2 separate regions of the Mus musculus genome follow, and region 1 is linked to region 2. Evidence: chromatin loops called from intact Hi-C (ENCODE). Cell type or tissue: heart. All regions are shown on one strand. Links, peaks and the distances in the headings refer to the core of each region. The heading gives the core; the rest is flanking DNA.

Region 1 (8,043 bases), core at 1,657-6,656, 90 kb after region 2:
AGTACGAACATATGTAGTTCTTTGTATTTGGGTGGATAATTCTGTAAGTTCTATTTAATGTATAACATGGTTTAATTCTATCATTTCTCTGATTTTTTTTTCTAGAATACTTGTATATTGGGGAAAGTGGGGTATTGAAATAAACTACTATTACTAAATTGGAGTTAATCTATGCCTTTTAATTCTAGTAAAACACTTTTTTATTAAATCGAGTACGCCAGCGTTTGCTGCATTTATGTTTAGGGTTAGAATGTCTCCTTGATTAATTATTCCCTTGATAGAAATAAAGTTTCTTTCTTCACTTCTTTCTATTAGTTTTAAATTCTCTTTTATCAGATAGCAGAAGAGTTATATCTCCTAACTTTCTGATTTCTTTTGCTTGGAATACTTTTTCCATCCTTTTGCTTTAAGGTGGTGCCTATATTTAAAGTTGAGATGAGTTTCTTGTGTACAACTGACAGATAGTTTTGTTTCTTAATTTATTTAGAATTGAGGCCAGTAATGTTTATTTTTAAAGGTGTGTATTGGTTGCTGTCCTTTTCTTGTTATTTTGCTGTTTGTGTTCATGGTTATCGTTTATATTTCAGTAATTATATCATCATTCGCTTTCTTTCTATAGTCTTTTCTCAGCACTTATCCTTCTTTTCAGTCAGAAAAATTCTTTCCAGTATTCTTTGTAGGGTTCATTTGGTGGGCATGGATTCTTGTGTGTGTGTGTGTTTCATAGAAAGCTTTCTTTACCTTCCATTATGGCAGATGGTTTTACTGGCATCCATGGCTTTTAGAACTTGTAGTACATTGCTCCATGCTATTCTAGGTTTCAAAGTTTCCTTTGAGAAATTGGTTATTATTTTGATGGGTTTTTCTTTATATGTGACTTGTGTTTTTTCTCTTACAGCTTCCCAAACTCTTTCTTTGTTCAGGATATATTGTTTTTAAACTATAACAGTCTGTAAGGATCTCCTTTGCTAGTTCTAATTGGTGTTCTGTATACTGCTTACATCTCTGTGGGTTTGTCTTTACTGGATTTTAGAAAGCACTCATCTATGACCTTGTTGAATATCTAGTCTATCCCATTGACTCGGGGTTCTTCACTGATACCTATAATCTGATATTGGGTTTTTTCATGGTATCTCCCAATTTATGCACATTCCTATTATGTATTTTAATTTTTTTCATATTTTTGTTTGTGTGGTTTAACTGTATATTATCTTCAGTTTATGGTATCCTTTCTTTTATTGATCCATTTTATTTGTATGGCTTTCCCATAAATTTCTAATTTGTTTTTTGAGTTTTCAATTTCATCTTTAGTTCTCTTCAAAATGTATCTTTGCTACATTTGATTTTCAAATACTTGATATAATCTGCTCTAGGTCTATCAATTTATCTGACAATTTTATTTTTCCTTATAGCTGAGTAATATTTCATTGTGTATATAACTCATTTTCATTATCCATTCTTCTATTGAATGATATTTAGATTGTTTCATATTCCTAGTCATGAATAGAGCAGCAGCAAACATGGCTGCGCTTATCTGTGGAGTAGGAAACCAGAGTCTTGGACACAGGCCAAAGAGGTTTTAGGTTTTGTTGTTGTTGTTGGTTGGTTGGTTGTTGGTTTTGTTTTGTTTTAAGATTCTCCACACTGATCCCAAGTGGCTGCACCAGTTGGCATTCCCTCAGCAGTAGATGAGAGTTCTTCTTTCCCCACAACTGTATCAGCCTTTATTGTTAAGTGTTTAGTTGGTTTTATCCATCTGGCTGGAGGGAGATGAAATCTTGAAGTTTTTAAATTTGCATTTCTCTAGTTGCTAAGGATAATAGGCTTTTTTTGGAGATGTTTCTTTTCCATTTTCAGTTTTCTTCTATTGAGAATTCAGTGTTTAGACCCATTTCGGTTATTGACTTGAGGAAGGGTTTGAGAGGGGGCTGTTGGGAAGGGCTAGAGGTAGGACGGGGAGGAGGGAACATGATATAATTCTATTTTAATTAACACATATCAAATAAATAGTATATAAACTATAAAACAATATAGGGCATGGCCCCTTTCCTTGAGAAACCCATTATCAAAAAGGAAAAAAAAAGTTAAAATAAAGAGTATTTTTTGTTTGTTTATAATATCTTGATTTATGCTAAACAGTTTTAGTTCCCTGAGCATCTTCCCATTTCCTTTTGTGGAATTGTGACATTCAAGTTCACTCCTGTTTATTTTTTTCTCAAAGCTTCCAGCCCCACAGCCCACCCTGTTAATGACTCACCCAACAGTACATGCTCATAGTTGTACTGTTTCCAGGCAGCGGATCTGCCTTGTTAGTAATAAGACTGGTTATATATAAATATCCCTTGTGTATTTATACTACAAACAGAGGGCTTCTAACACATGGAATCTCAAAATATGTCTATTATTGTTTCCAGTCAGTTCTTATCTGGCCTGTCATCAACTGCTCATAACAACTTTCCTTTTTACATTCTGATTCTATAAATGTTCCATCTTGTTCCTTACTCAAAAGTCCAATTATTTGTGACTATTTGGGATGTGTGTGTGTATGTGTGTGAAAGCAGGGCTCAGCAGTGCTTGTGACCAAGCCCAAGCCCTCCTGAAAAGCTAAGCTTTGGTTCATTAATAAGATTTATCACCATCCCTGTTTGTTTTTTATGTGTGTGTGTGTGTGTGTGTGTGTGTGTGTGTGTGTGTGTGTTCACGTGGCTGGACATTTGGCTCATTGTATCCAAGTGTGAGCTCAGTGTTCAGTATCTTCTTCATTCAGCCTTCAATTTAATTTTTCAGACAGAATCTCCCAGTAAGTGTAGGAATCACTGATTGGCTAGACTAGCTGCCCAGGGAGGCCCAGGGATGCTCTTGGCACTGCTTCCCCTGAGGTGGGTCACCAGCGTGCACTGTTGGGCCTGCCATTTTATATGTGGGCTGGGATCTGAACTGAGCTGCTCCCACTTGCAGAGCAAGCACGTTACCAATTGAGCCACATCCCTAGCCTCTTAAGTATCATTCCTAATGCTATATAACTTATAAACCCTTTTTTCAAGTATGGAAACAGTTTCGATGTTACTGTCCTGTTGCTGCTGCATGTACTGTTTTGTACACTGGTTTTTATGAGTGTTCTGGATCTTAGTCTTTCTCTTAGCTTTTTGGTATTTCATAATATGTTTCATTGTCTCTGCCAGTGAACATTTATATAAGTATGCATGTTCCAGTGACGTAATTTTAACCACATAGTATCCATTTATTGAATCATGTAATGTTTTATAAAGTGTTCGTGTGTGTGTGTCTGTGTATGTATATGTGTGTAGGCATAACCACATCACCACATGTGTCTGGAGGTCAGGCAACTTTAACGAGTTGGTTCTCTTCTGCCACCTTGTGGGATTGGGGGATTGTGTTTAGGTGGGCGAGACTGAACATTACATACACACCCTTACTCTCTGAGCCATCTTACTGGCCCAAATTATGTACATTTTCTAAAAGTTCTTTTAAGAAAGACTTTGTTGGCGTGTGGCTTATGGTAGTGCATGCGTGTAGCTACTTGGTTTTGTATAGATAGGGGTGGGTCCACCAGGCATTGAGAAACACACGGGGTTAAGGATACAGAAGCTTAGGGACAAGGCCCAGTATAAACTCTGGTAGTCGCAGGAAGAGGGTTTGGACATTGACCCTAGTGTGTGCAGTGCTTGTGGAAAGGTAGTTGTTGTTTGTGGAGGCATGGAATTGAAAGAACGATGACTACTCTGTGGTATAGACATAGGGTCCTAAATGTCATGCTGTGTGTGGTCTTTGTGATTCCGTATGCTGAGGTATTTTAAGGATGTCTGCCAAAGTAATTTGAAAGGAGCTTCTAAAAAGTCTAACCTTGCTGTGACACATTGCATGCAGAGCATGGCTGTGCTTCCCGGTATGACACACAAAATCCTGCTGGAACCTGTTGGCTTGGAGTAATGAAGAATGAGGGCATTATTCAATCTCTGCCACACGATAGAAGTCTCATGTTGCCAAACTATACCTTCTGCTAAAGACGGATAGCCTTAGGGATTCACTGTCGTTTTGTCTCTTCATCTGAGCATGATGGAGGAGCAATTGTCTAATGTAGTGCTACCACCTTCTGGCAGGCTGAAAGAGATCAGTTTATAACATGGTTCCTGTGTGGGGCATTTGTGTGGTAATGCACAGCACACAGAGCCTCACTTGGATGTGGGTCCTGATGAAGCACAGTGCTACTTAAATGTCAGCCAGATGTCACTCCAGCAGGATCTTGGTGTTCCTGGAAGCCTTGATGTTAGCAAAGGTTCAAAGTTGAGAACCTTAATTGTTACAGACCAGAAACTCCTGCACATGTGTTTCATCTTTGTGTGTCCTTTTGGAAAAAGATGTCAAGAAATCAGAAGCAGGTGTTCTGTGTTTTAACTTAAGTTAGAAAGATCACGTTTCTCCTTATCTGCTTGGATCCCAAGAAGGAACTCAACTGTCATAATACTTGGAAGTGTTTGGATACATCTGGGGGGGGGGGAGAGGGGGGCTCTGTTTTGGAATCATTCTTAGCGACGGTGGGCAGTGACCGTTCTTGATGGCTTCTCTGATTTGATATCCTCAGTGTCCAGTACTACAGGAAGTACTTAAAAGACTGCTTAGTGAATATACTAGGAACCTATTATTGGAAGAGGGACTGGTCTATTGAGTGTTCTGTAACTGAGAGGAAACGCAGGCATAGAATTAGTCTGCAGACAGTGAGGGTCATGCCCTGGTGTTAGATCATCTCTTTGCTCCTTTCCTGTCTCTGCTCTTCAGAGCCTGCTCTGTAGGGATCTGAAGCCAGATATGCTTAGCAGTTCACACTGCTACAGACTGGGGAGGGCAAGGCGACCCTTGGTGTGATAGTTTATTTATTAGGACTCTCACTGCTAGTCTTTCTGGCCAGGGGATGGAACAAGTTTGGAAAGTAAGCTTTGAAAACTCAAGGAGAGTCCCCAGCTGGGATGAAACTGAAGAAATTCCATAGGGGATAAACTCAGAGTTGTCCAGGAAAATAAAGGCTGCTTATCATGCTGGGGTGATGTGTGGGAGGAGCAGGGCTCAGCAAGTTTGTGGTGTGGAGACTTGCCTGAGGGTTAACTGCAAGTTAGAGGAAGTGCTTCAGTGATCCCAAGCCAGGGTGTGTGCTTTCTTAAACTGTTTAGGAGCCATTTTCTTTCTCCTCAGCAAACTGATATGGGCAGAGTACATAATTCTAGATTCTGTGTGTGGGTTTCTGCAATTAATACTGTACAGGTTACTCATCTCTCTAGTTACCTTCTTTGTAGTTTGGGGTACTTTTTGTCATTTGAGATGGTTCCATAGAGTCTAGGCTGGCCTCCAACTTCCTGGGTAGTCAAGGGTGACCTTGAACTCACCTTGCTTCTTCCACCTCTCCTAAATTGGAATTGCAAACATGTGACACCAAAACTGGCAAGTTGCTTTGTCTGGACTAGTTAGTTTAATTCGTGGGAAAAAGAAGCTCAAATTTCTTTGTTGGAATGGGCCATTAAAGAAACATCCTTGTTTCTGCTTTTGTTTGTGTCTCGGGGATGGTGAAACAGTGTTATCCAGTGAACAGTTGTGTTTCCCCAACATCTGTCATTCGGGTTGCTTCACTAATGTGTTGTCATTGAGGAATCTATATGCCCCTTCATCTGGGACTTTCCAATGATTAGATCTGTAAGCACCACTTTCGTTTATACATTATCCAGCTTAAGGTCATTAGTTTATAGCAAGAAAAAGCTGAGTGATTTGGATAAGAATATATGGTCATAATGTATGATCTATCAGAAGGCATGCCTTTCAGTTGAGAATGAAAATTTAGAGTCTATATGCCATGTGACATCATAGGAGAATATGTTCAGAACCCATCTAGGACATAAAGGGAATCACAGACTGTCTTAGTCAGGGCACAAATATCATGACCAAGAAGCAAGTTGGGAGAAAAGAGTTTATTCAGCTTACATTTCCACATTGCTGTTCATCACTAAAGGAAGTCAGGACTGAAACTCAAGCAGATCAGGAAGCAGGGGGTGATGCAGAGGCCATGGAGGGATGTTACTTAATGAGTTGCTTCTCCTAGCTTGCTCAGCTTGCTTTCTTATAGAACCCAAGACTACCAGCCCAGAGATGGTCCCACCCATAAGGGGCCCTCCCCCATTGATCACCAATTGAGAAAATGACTTATAGCTTGATCTCATGGAGGCATTTCCTCAAGGGAGGCTCCTTTCTCTGTGATAACTTGATAACTCCAGCTTGTGTTAAGTTGACACACAAAACTAGCTAGTACAATTGACCCCTTGTCAATTTGACACACAAACACATCACTATTAAGCCTCAACCCTTGCTTTCTTATTCATACCCAGATCTAAATGACTTTAAGAGTCCCACAGTCTTTACAAATTATTATATATTTCAATCCCTTTAAAATATGCAATCTCTTTTAAAACTCAAAGTCTTTTTACAATTCAAAGTCTCTTAACTGTGGGCTCTACTAAAGTACTTTCTTCCTTTAAGAGGGAAAAATAGCAGGGCACGGTCAAAAGCAAAATTAAACTCTAACCGTCGAATGTCTGGGATCCACTCACGATCTTCTGGGCTCCTGCAAGGGCTTGGGCCACTTCTTCAGCTCTGCCCTTTGTAGCACACACCTTGTCTTCTAGGCTCTAGCTGCCTGTACTCCACTGCTGCTGCTGTTCTTGGTGGTCACCTCATGGTACTGGCATTTCCAAAACACTGCAACTAGGCTTCCCCAATAGCCTCTCATAGGCTCTCTTTGTGGTGCCAAGCCTCAACTCCTTTGCATGACCCCTTCAGGCTTGAGCCATCAATTGTAGCTGGGGCTGCACCTTTACCAATGGTTTTTCATGGCCTCTTACAGTGCCAAGCCTCAGCTGATATTCATGACACCTTCATGCCTTCAAAACCAGTACCACCTGAGTGACTCTTACATATTACGAAGTCCCACTGCAGCACGAGGTACAACCTTGGATATCTCTAGAACACAGCTTCTTTGAGTTCTCAGAAAACACTTCCCAGAAGATTTGACCTCAATGATTCTAGTCTCTTCTTAATCACCACTGATTTCTTAGCTCCAGCTAACCAGCATCAGTCTAGTCCCAGTAATGCAAAAGTTTCCCTTTAGTAGTTCTGGTATCTTGTTAATCACAGCTGATTCTTCAGTCCCAGCTAACCAAAACCACAAAGTCTTCACAATCAAAATAGCAACAGCCCTGATAAGAGTATTTAATCTTCCCTCTGAACTTTTACAACCAGACCTCCATCTTCTGCATTGTTCTCAATATTACCTTCCAAGCTCCCACAGAACATCCCACAGAGCTCTTAACATCCCAATATCTCTTCTAGCTCAAAGTTCCAAAGTTCTTCCACAGTCCTCCCCAAAACATGGTTAGGTTGTCACAGGAATACCTCACTCCTGGTACCAACTTCTGTATGAATCAGGGTTCTCTAGAGTCACAGAACTTATGGTAGTCTCTATATAGTAATGGAATTTGTTGGACTGTAGTCCAACTCCCCCCGACAATGGTCAGCAGCAGCCGTGAATGGAAGTCCAAGGATCTAGCTCAGTCCTGCCCGCAAGACAAGCAGGCGAAGAGAACATTTTTCTTCTTCCAATGTCCTTATGTAGGTCTCCAGCAGAAGGTGTGGCTCAGATTAAAGGTGTGTGCCACCACACCTGGATCTGGGACACAGACTTCCCATAGGTATGCCATGTGACATCATATGAAAATAAATTCAGAACCCATCTAGGACATAAAGGGAATCACAGACTTTCTATAGGTAGACCGCCTGGCAGGAGGTCTGTCACTCTCTTCACTGAGGGAACGTCTAGATTCATTGAGGTCCTTTTTCTTGTCCCAGCGCACATATTCACAAGTTATACAGTGCTGGTGTGGACATGCATATTTTAAGAATGGAATCATGTGTGCTTTGTGGCTGTTTCTCTTCTATGTCTGCTGCTGTGGCAGCTCACTGACATTTACTTAGAAGCATCTGAGT
Region 2 (8,043 bases), core at 1,654-6,653:
TTCCTCTAAGTGTCTGGAATATCTCTGCTTTATTTCTAGACTGTCACTCTGTGTTGCCCAAGTGCCTTGGTGTGGAATTATTCCACCAATGAAAATAAGATCTCGAATCCAGGCTCTCCCCTGGATCTGCTGCAGGTCGCCCCGTCCAGCCTCCCCATGCCGGGTGGGAACACGGCTTTCAATCAGCAGGTAGACATTTGCATCACCGCTTTTACAAGTGTTTTCATTGCCCAGAGGCACCTGGGTATGGTGGCCCGTGCCTTGCCATGGCATCTGAGCTATCTTAGTGCCTGTCCCAGCTCTGCCGTGACTCTAGGGGACTTTGGGGCTGTTTCCCCCACTTTTTTCTTTCAAAATACAGATGTTCATAGATCAGGCACCCAGGCAGCTGTCACCCAGGCAGTTTTGGTGATTCTTCTGATCTTCATTGTGAGCCCTGGAATAATAGTTTGTGACGTTCAGTAATTACGTGTTTTTATTTGTGCTACATTGTTTGCTTCAAGATTTATGCAGCCTCAGCTTTGGGAAGATGCCTAACACTTACCACAAGATACTTGGCTTTCACTAAGTTGTTTTCTGTAAGCTACTGAGGGGTTGCTTGTTCCTTTCTTGCTTTGCCCAGCAGCTCAAAGATATTCAAACGGCTGCCTTGTCTTACATGTGAAACCAACTGCACTTGTTACGTTTTCCTCAGGTGTTTATTTTTGCAAGTATTTATTACTGAACCAAATCATCACGTGTAAATCTCAAAGGGCTCAGCTCATGCAGGAATTATGTCTCCCACGACACAGTTAAGATCGTGATTCACCAGAGGGTACGGTGCTCACAGAAGACTTGACACGATTTGGGCAGCCATGGAGTGTCCGAGTACAAGTTAATTTGAAGTGTTTATGTTTCAGGTTCGGGCAAGGATTTATGAGGTAGAACAGCAGATAAAGCAGCGAGGCCGTGCAGTGGAAGTTCGGTGGTCTTTTGATAAGTGTCAGGAGTCGACGGCAGGTACAGTGCATCATGGGAGAGGGAGTGCGTCGGAGTAGTGGGCTTTATGCTTTCTCTCGTTCCAGTGAAGCACTGCGCATGAGTGAAGGAGCATTAAGCCTTTAGCTACCAGCAGCCCAGAGTGTCTGGTTTAGTTCTTGCCATTCTTTGGTAGTGTTTGCTGAGAATATAGATCAGTTTCCCTTGTATGGTCCTTTTTTTAAACTATGATATCTGTTTCCTTAATTTCTGAATCCAGGGGTGACTATTAGTCGGGTCTTGCATACACTGGAAGTCTTAGATCGTCATTGTTTCGACCGAACTGATTCCAGCAATTCAATGGAGACTCTTTATCATAAAATTTTCTGGGCAAACCAAAACAAAGATAACCAAGAGGTATTTAATATTCCTTTTCTTTTTTTTTGTCTTATTTTCTTCTTGTTCACTCAGTTGTGGCAAAGTCTTTAGTCTGATGTGTTTCTTACGCAAGCAGGTGCTTTAATGATCTTTCTTTTTTGGAACCACGGTGACTCACCATCATGGTAGTGAATTGTGTATTGGGTGGGATCTGCCTGGATGTGTTGATGTGGGATACTTTTTAACCTCTAATCATCGTCTCTACATTTCAGTTTTAGCTCGCTGTTTGTTTAATGATTGACGACTGTATATAGAATATTTGGCTAATTTGGAGTGTAATTTAGTCTCTAGCACAGCAGAGGGCAGCACATGGCTATAAATGGGCATGGTCTTTGAAAAGCCTTAATTACAATTATTTTCCCCCTCTTAAAAGATTGTAAATATAAAGATTTCAATGAAGGTTTTCTTATTCAGTCTACAGAGAAATAAAAGTATTATTTTGGTAATGAAAAAAAAGCCCCTCATATATACAGCTTGTGTTAGATTCGAAGGAATACTGAGGTAAGTTTTAGCTCATTTTCAAAGGAAACACTTTAGCTAACTTGTTAGGTCTCGTTGGGTTTTGAGCTTGCCATTGGTCCTGGGTTTGTGGAAAGGAGAGATGAAACAATTAAGGTAACCAAAACGCTCCATCTCCCAAGCAGGGGCCCGGCACAACATTCCTCTTTGGGAATAATTTGTGAGCTGTTATTGTCTTCTAAAAAACAGGTTCAGGGCTGTAGGAGCCACAAGGGTTCAGTGTGTTAGAAGCAAGCTTTATGTTGAGTGGAGTCTCTGTCTGTCTCTTGGGAGTCTCTGCAGAAGTGGGTTCCTGTACTTGGTAGAGCAGATTGCGTCTGTATGATTCTCAGCTCACATGGTATTCTTTTGTCGCCAAAGACAAGAAACTTTCCATCCCTGTAATCAGGGCCAGTGTGGATAAAATGCTTCAGGAAATCCTGAGATTTTCTCGTTGGATGCGGGTTGCAGGGCTAAGGTGTTGTGTGTGTGTGTGTGTGTGTGTGTGTGTGTGCGTGTGTGTGTCAAGTGACAGTGCTCTTTGGTTTGGGTTTTGCCCAAGCAGATTAAGAACCCTTCAGCCCTGCTGTGCCAACTAAGTCAAGAGTTCCTGCTGCAGGGTGGCGAGATGGTTTTGCAGGTTTGCTGCTCTTTTAGAGAGCCTGGTTTCCCAGCACACACATGGCTGCACAGAGCCACCTGTAACTCCAGTCTAAGAGATCTTTCAACCTCATGTGATCTCCACAGGTACCAGGAATGCATGCGCTGCACAAACATGCAGACAAATCTTACTCATGCCTGTGAATTATAAATAAATACATCCTCAGAAAAAAAAAAATTAAAGCCTTATTCCAGTGGTTCTCAACCTTCCGAATGCTGTGACCCTTTAAGACAGTTCCTCATGTTGTGACGATTCCCCAGCTCTAAAATTATCTCATTACTACCTCATGACGGCAGTTTTGCTGCTGTTACGAATCATAACGTAAATATCTGATAGGCAGGATATCTGGCATGCGACCCCTGTGAAGGGAAACTCAAGTTACACACAGGCAATTTCAAAAGTAAGTGTTAGGGAGGCTGCCTTGTCAAGGATAGAGATGACGTTGCCGTGCTTCAGAATAAATCTCCCTGTGCTCTCAGAAGCCCAGTGACTTTGCAGCAGCCACGTGAAACAAGCCACTGGGCGTATGAGCTTCTGCAAGGTTAAATTCCAACGAGCTTATTCTGTTGTAAAATGAACAAAAATGATTATTGTGGTCGTATAGTTAGTTTTACTGAGAATTTCTCTTAAAATGATATTGTCTGTTTATCTATATGAATTAGTTTTGCGTTGTTGTAATAAAATACCTTGATCAAAAGAAGTTAGGGAAGAAATTATTTTGGCTTACATGCCAGAGGGGCGGGCTACTGCCTTTCATAATAGGCAGGGGATGTGACAGCAGGAGGGTGAAGCTGGCCTGTCAGTTCGGAAGCAGTGTCTTGGTGTTTCATCCCCACACAGAAAGTAGAGAGACTAGGAAATGGGCCCAGGTAATAAGACCCCAGTCTGCCTTCAGTGACACTTCCCCAGCAAGGTTCCACATCTTAAAGGGCCCATAACCTTCCCAACTACCACTGGTTGGAGACCAGGTATTGGAAAATGTGAGGGTGTAGGGGATATTCGTACTCAGACCCCAATGCTACCTGTCTGACTGTATTTGATCTGAGAAAGCAGGGTAGAATTTGAGCCACATCTTAAGGAAGGCATTCTCTGCTATGCATGTGTCATGGTATTCGCCACTAGAGGGCAGTATGGGCTTTAGACCAAGTCCTGGATGATGTAGCAGTTTGGATGGGGATGCAAGAGAGGTTTAATGGTGATTTGAATATTGATTGCATTCTGGGAAGAGATGTGAGTGGCTTTGTGGTTAATGTGGTGCCTTTGAGTAAAACAAAGACAGTATTGTTAACTTTTAGTTCACGCTTCCTAACTTTTAATCTGGGAGGATATCTGTATGGACGGCCCCTTCTGTAACATTAAATATTTAAACATTAATGTTTAAATACTTAAAATGTTAAGTTTATAGCATTAACATCTTTAAAACGTGGCTTTAGTTTTTAATATGCATTTATATTAAGGCATGTATTTATGTATAAGTTTGCAAGTGACAGTTTTACTTGTCCATTTACAATTTTAAATAATGATAACAGACGGTTTTACTTGTCCACTGAACCAAAGAATCAACCTCCCCTCCCCTCCCCTTCCCTCCCCTCCCCTCTCCTCCCCTCCCCTTCCCCTCTCCTCCCCTCTTTTTCTGTTCCCTTTCTTTTTCCCTTCTTATTTGGAGATAAGGTCCTCTGTGGCTCAGGGAGACTTCTGAACTCCAAATCTTCCTGCCTTGCCTGCTTAGTGCTGAGATTGCTGGCGTGTGCCACCGTGCCTGGCTCAGGAGCCACTGTTTTCCTGAGCACTGAGTTACTTGTTATTCCTGGAATTCACATGTAAATATTGGATGGTAGCTGTGTGGCTTAGAGCAAGTTACTCACAGTTGTGTGCTCAGAGTTTTCGCATAGTTATACAACACTTGAGCATGAATATCCATTGAGATTATAAAACATAATAAGTATGTTCCAAAAATTGCTACTGTGGCCAGTAATAAAATAGCTTATATTTTATTGGAAGAACCAACATTATGTACCTGTTCTCTAGTAAGATGGAGATATATTGAGTGGTTGGTTAAGACTCAGATATGTATCTCCCATCTTTAAAATGTACCTCCTTTTTTTCTTGGGTCCTATAATTTGTCCAGGATTGATGTTGCATGCGTGGTGGGAGATAAAGTTAGCAACCTCTCTCTAGTCATGGTGGTTTGATGTTTGCTTTTACAAGGGGTGTTCTTTCTCATACCAGCTGGGGGGACCTCAGCCCCTCCTGTCTCTGTAGTCCTTGCAGACTGCTTTGTAATGGCTAAGAGGGAAATCTGATCCTTCACATCCTTGTAGGAGGTGGAGAGTCCTGATTTGCGTACAGCCTCAGCTTCAATAGTCAGCTAAAGTCCGTTAGAAATTGTAGAGTACAGGTGAGAACATTTGACACCAGGCTCTGCCTGTGGTGAGAGGAGCTGACCCTGCCCGTGCTGGGGGCACGCTTTCACTAATAGCTCATGGAATGTGAGCTGCTTTTACTCTTTCCCTGCTGGGGCGGTGTCAACTTGAGTGCTGCTGTAAAGAAGGTAGGGAATGCACCTTGTGTTTTAGTATTTTTTCCACTCTGTGTCTTATAAAAGGAAGAAATTCTCGCATTCAATTCAGAGCTCAGAGGCTGTCTGACAGTGGCCTCTGGGCCCAGCAGTCACCTGAGGGGAGTGAACCACGGAGCCCTCAGCTTCCCGGTACTGACTAGGCAGTTACTGGTGACCTCATCTCCAGGCCGCCAGGTGGGGAGGGCCCCACAGCTTTGCAGAGCTCTTGGACCACTTCCTTCCTCTTGGCCTCTCTGCTTTTGATCCTGCCTGGTGTGAGAGCAGAGGCTGCACTGCACGTTTGGGCGCTTCAGGAACGTGGAGAAGAGGGAAGACCCAAGGGTGGCAGGCAGGAAAAGCTGCTTTTCAATTCTCTTTCTGGGGCCCCTGTGAACAGACTTCTTTCCAAGTAATGAAACAGCCAGGCCAGATGCCCCAGCCAGAGCAGAGTGCTTCAGGACAGCACAGCATGGGTCGTTTTCTCAGTCTCTGCTCCTAGTATCACCATGAAACTCCAACCGCAAAACCTACATAGTGCTTGTTTATGATGGTTTCATACCAGTTTGTGCTCAAAGTTTAGAGTTCTTAGGTAACAGAAGTCTCAAGTTCAGCATGTCCTGTACTTACCTGAGTCCACCCGGTTTAGGCATTGTGCTTGATTACTGTCACCAGAAATAGGAGGGCTTTGTTTCTTTCTTGGCTGTGCTTGGGCACAGTTACCTTTCTCAGACGCCTGCTCTGTGATGTCAGGGGCTGTGCCTTATGCCTTCCATCACATCCTTAGTCCCTGGCCTCATGCCTGCCACATCATTCCAAGGATGTGGGTGTGTTTTCTTACTTTGGGCTTCTGAGCTCACTGAAAGGCTGCTGGTATGGTGACAGGGAGGAGGATATACCACTAGGATTTGTCTTGAAGGAGAGGGGTTCACGGATTCATGAAAGGTGTATTACAGTTGGTGTACAGTCAGACAAGAGAGGAAGGTATTTGCAAGTGGAGGCAGGGGCATGGCTGACAGGAAGCCCCTCAGCTGTGAAATCAGCAGGCTTTGAGGTACCTGTGGATAATTTGCTTACATTTATAAAAGGGCATGTCATTGCTAGATGACATAAGATGTTGTGAACCCATTATTAGTGCAGCATTAAGTATTCATAGTGCCTCTCATGTAACTAGGCACTTAATAGCAATAGCTACTTAATGTAAGGAAAACAAGTCCATATAAGTATAAGCCAAGGAGGTACCATCAAGTATGTCAGTCAGTTTTCCATTGCTGGGACAGAATACTTAACTGAGGGAAGATTTATTTTGGATCATTATATTGTAGAGGTTTTACCCCATGGTTACTGGGCCTGATGTCTCTGGGTCTATAGTGGATATGAATAATCATGGAGGGGAGTATGTGGTATGCTGATGGAGAGCAGAAGGAGAAGAGGGGAGGGGGAAGGTAGAGAGAGGGGGGAAGAAGGGAGAAAGAGGGGGAAGTCCACATTCTAACCACCTAACAGTGGGGTTGAGTATGCGCCCTTTGTAATAGTATTTCAGTGTCATTGGAGTTCAGTGGTCTCTCTCTCTCTCTCTTTCTCTCTCTCTCTCCCTCCTTCCTTCCTTCCTTCTCCCTCTTTCTTTCTTTCTTTCTTTCTTTCTTTCTTTCTTTCTTTCTTTCTTCCTTTCTTTCTTTAATGTATGTGAGTACACTGTCGCTGTCTTCAGACACACCAGAAGAGGGCATCAGATCCCATTACCAGATGGTTGTGTGCCACCATGTGGTTGCTAGGAATTGAACTCAGGACCTCTGGAAGAGCAGTCAGTGCTCTTAACCGCTGAGCCATCTCTCTAGCCCCCAGTGGTCATTATCTTTAAGGAAACTCTAGTTCTCTTGGAATTGTTTCACATTCAGCTGTATTTTGAGTGTTTTCCTCCCCTGCTTGAGTTAAAGTGATTTGAAAGCACTCTGCTAGTAAAACTTGGGAACAAAGCTTTAAGGATTAGGCAGTCCTTTGCTTGCATTAACGTGATATTGTTGGTACATTTCTCTTGGTCATTAGGTTGCCCCCAATGATGAAGCTGTGGTGACATTGTTATGTGAATGGGCTGTAAGCTGCAAAAGGTCTGGTAAGCACAGGGCCATGGCTGTGGCGAAACTCTTGGAGAAAAGGCAAGCGGAGATTGAGGCAGAGGTGGGTCTGTTTTTCTTCTTTTATGCATGACATAGTTAAATATGCTGTGGTGAGAAGAGATATCTTCCTCTTTACCTTTATTCCATTAGCTTTCTTTGTCTTGAGAAAGGTGTGCAAAGGACATATAGTCTTCTTAAGACTCATAGTAGGATCTAAGTAGACATGGATTTAACATTTAGATAAGAAAAAAGAAACCCAACTTTGTGAGACAGAGATTCATAAAACAGCAATAAATGTATGTAAACTTGTATATAGTGTAAACCAATTTTCTGACATTTTGAAGCCACCTCATGAATTAGTAGACTCTATTTTCTAGAGACAGGATTATGAGATTGTAGATATCAATTTGAATTATCATTTTGGGATTATGATTTAGTTCTAGATAGAATCATTAAAGCCCCAAAAACCCATAGCCAATATTTGTCAATGTTAGCTACTGTTGAAGGGGAATTTTCTAAGTGAACCTTCTTTCTTTGCTGTTTTTTGTTTTTTAAGATTGGGCTTCTTTATGTCGCCCTGGCTGCCCAGGAACTTGCTTTGTAGACCAGGCTGGCCTCAGCCTCAGAGTTCTCTACCTACCTCTACCTCCCTAAAGTGCTGGAGTTAAAGGAGTGTGCCCCCACCCCCATCTTAAAGTGAATTTTCTTAATATAAACATTAGCCTAGTGGCCCCAGGGACAGTGTAATCTGTTGAGGACTATGGCCTGCCTCACCTTGATGACTTTTGGCCTCCTATTCAGTTCTGCTTCTACTT

What was found. A loop is a pair of places that touch in the nucleus more often than their neighbours do. Peaks named below come from ENCODE experiments on the same cell type or tissue, not always from the same donor. Only the 100,000 strongest peaks of a DNase experiment are listed, where the experiment ranks them.
Region 1: it touches region 2 in a loop (2.6-fold over the local background); 10 of 42 quality-filtered maps call a loop at or near these places.

The regions. Positions count from the first base shown.
Region 1 is chr3:59,165,321-59,173,363 of GRCm38, forward strand. All of the region lies in intron 15 of Med12l (mediator complex subunit 12-like), which reads left to right. Among named protein-coding and RNA genes, the nearest start is that of F630111L10Rik, 16 kb to the left of the region's middle. In heart, for the core only: a CTCF peak has its summit at 4,116 (motif pointing left); a DNase peak (open chromatin) is centred at 5,091; H3K27ac peaks cover 446 bases.
Region 2 is chr3:59,075,796-59,083,838 of GRCm38, forward strand. It overlaps Med12l (mediator complex subunit 12-like), which reads left to right. Exons shown (of 44, transcript NM_177855.3): 8 at 40-189; 9 at 900-999; 10 at 1,238-1,374; 11 at 7,158-7,289. Among named protein-coding and RNA genes, the nearest start is that of Gpr171, 22 kb to the right of the region's middle. In heart, for the core only: CTCF peaks have their summits at 1,693 (motif pointing right) and 3,672 (motif pointing right); no DNase peak of the experiment used is centred there; H3K27ac peaks cover 860 bases.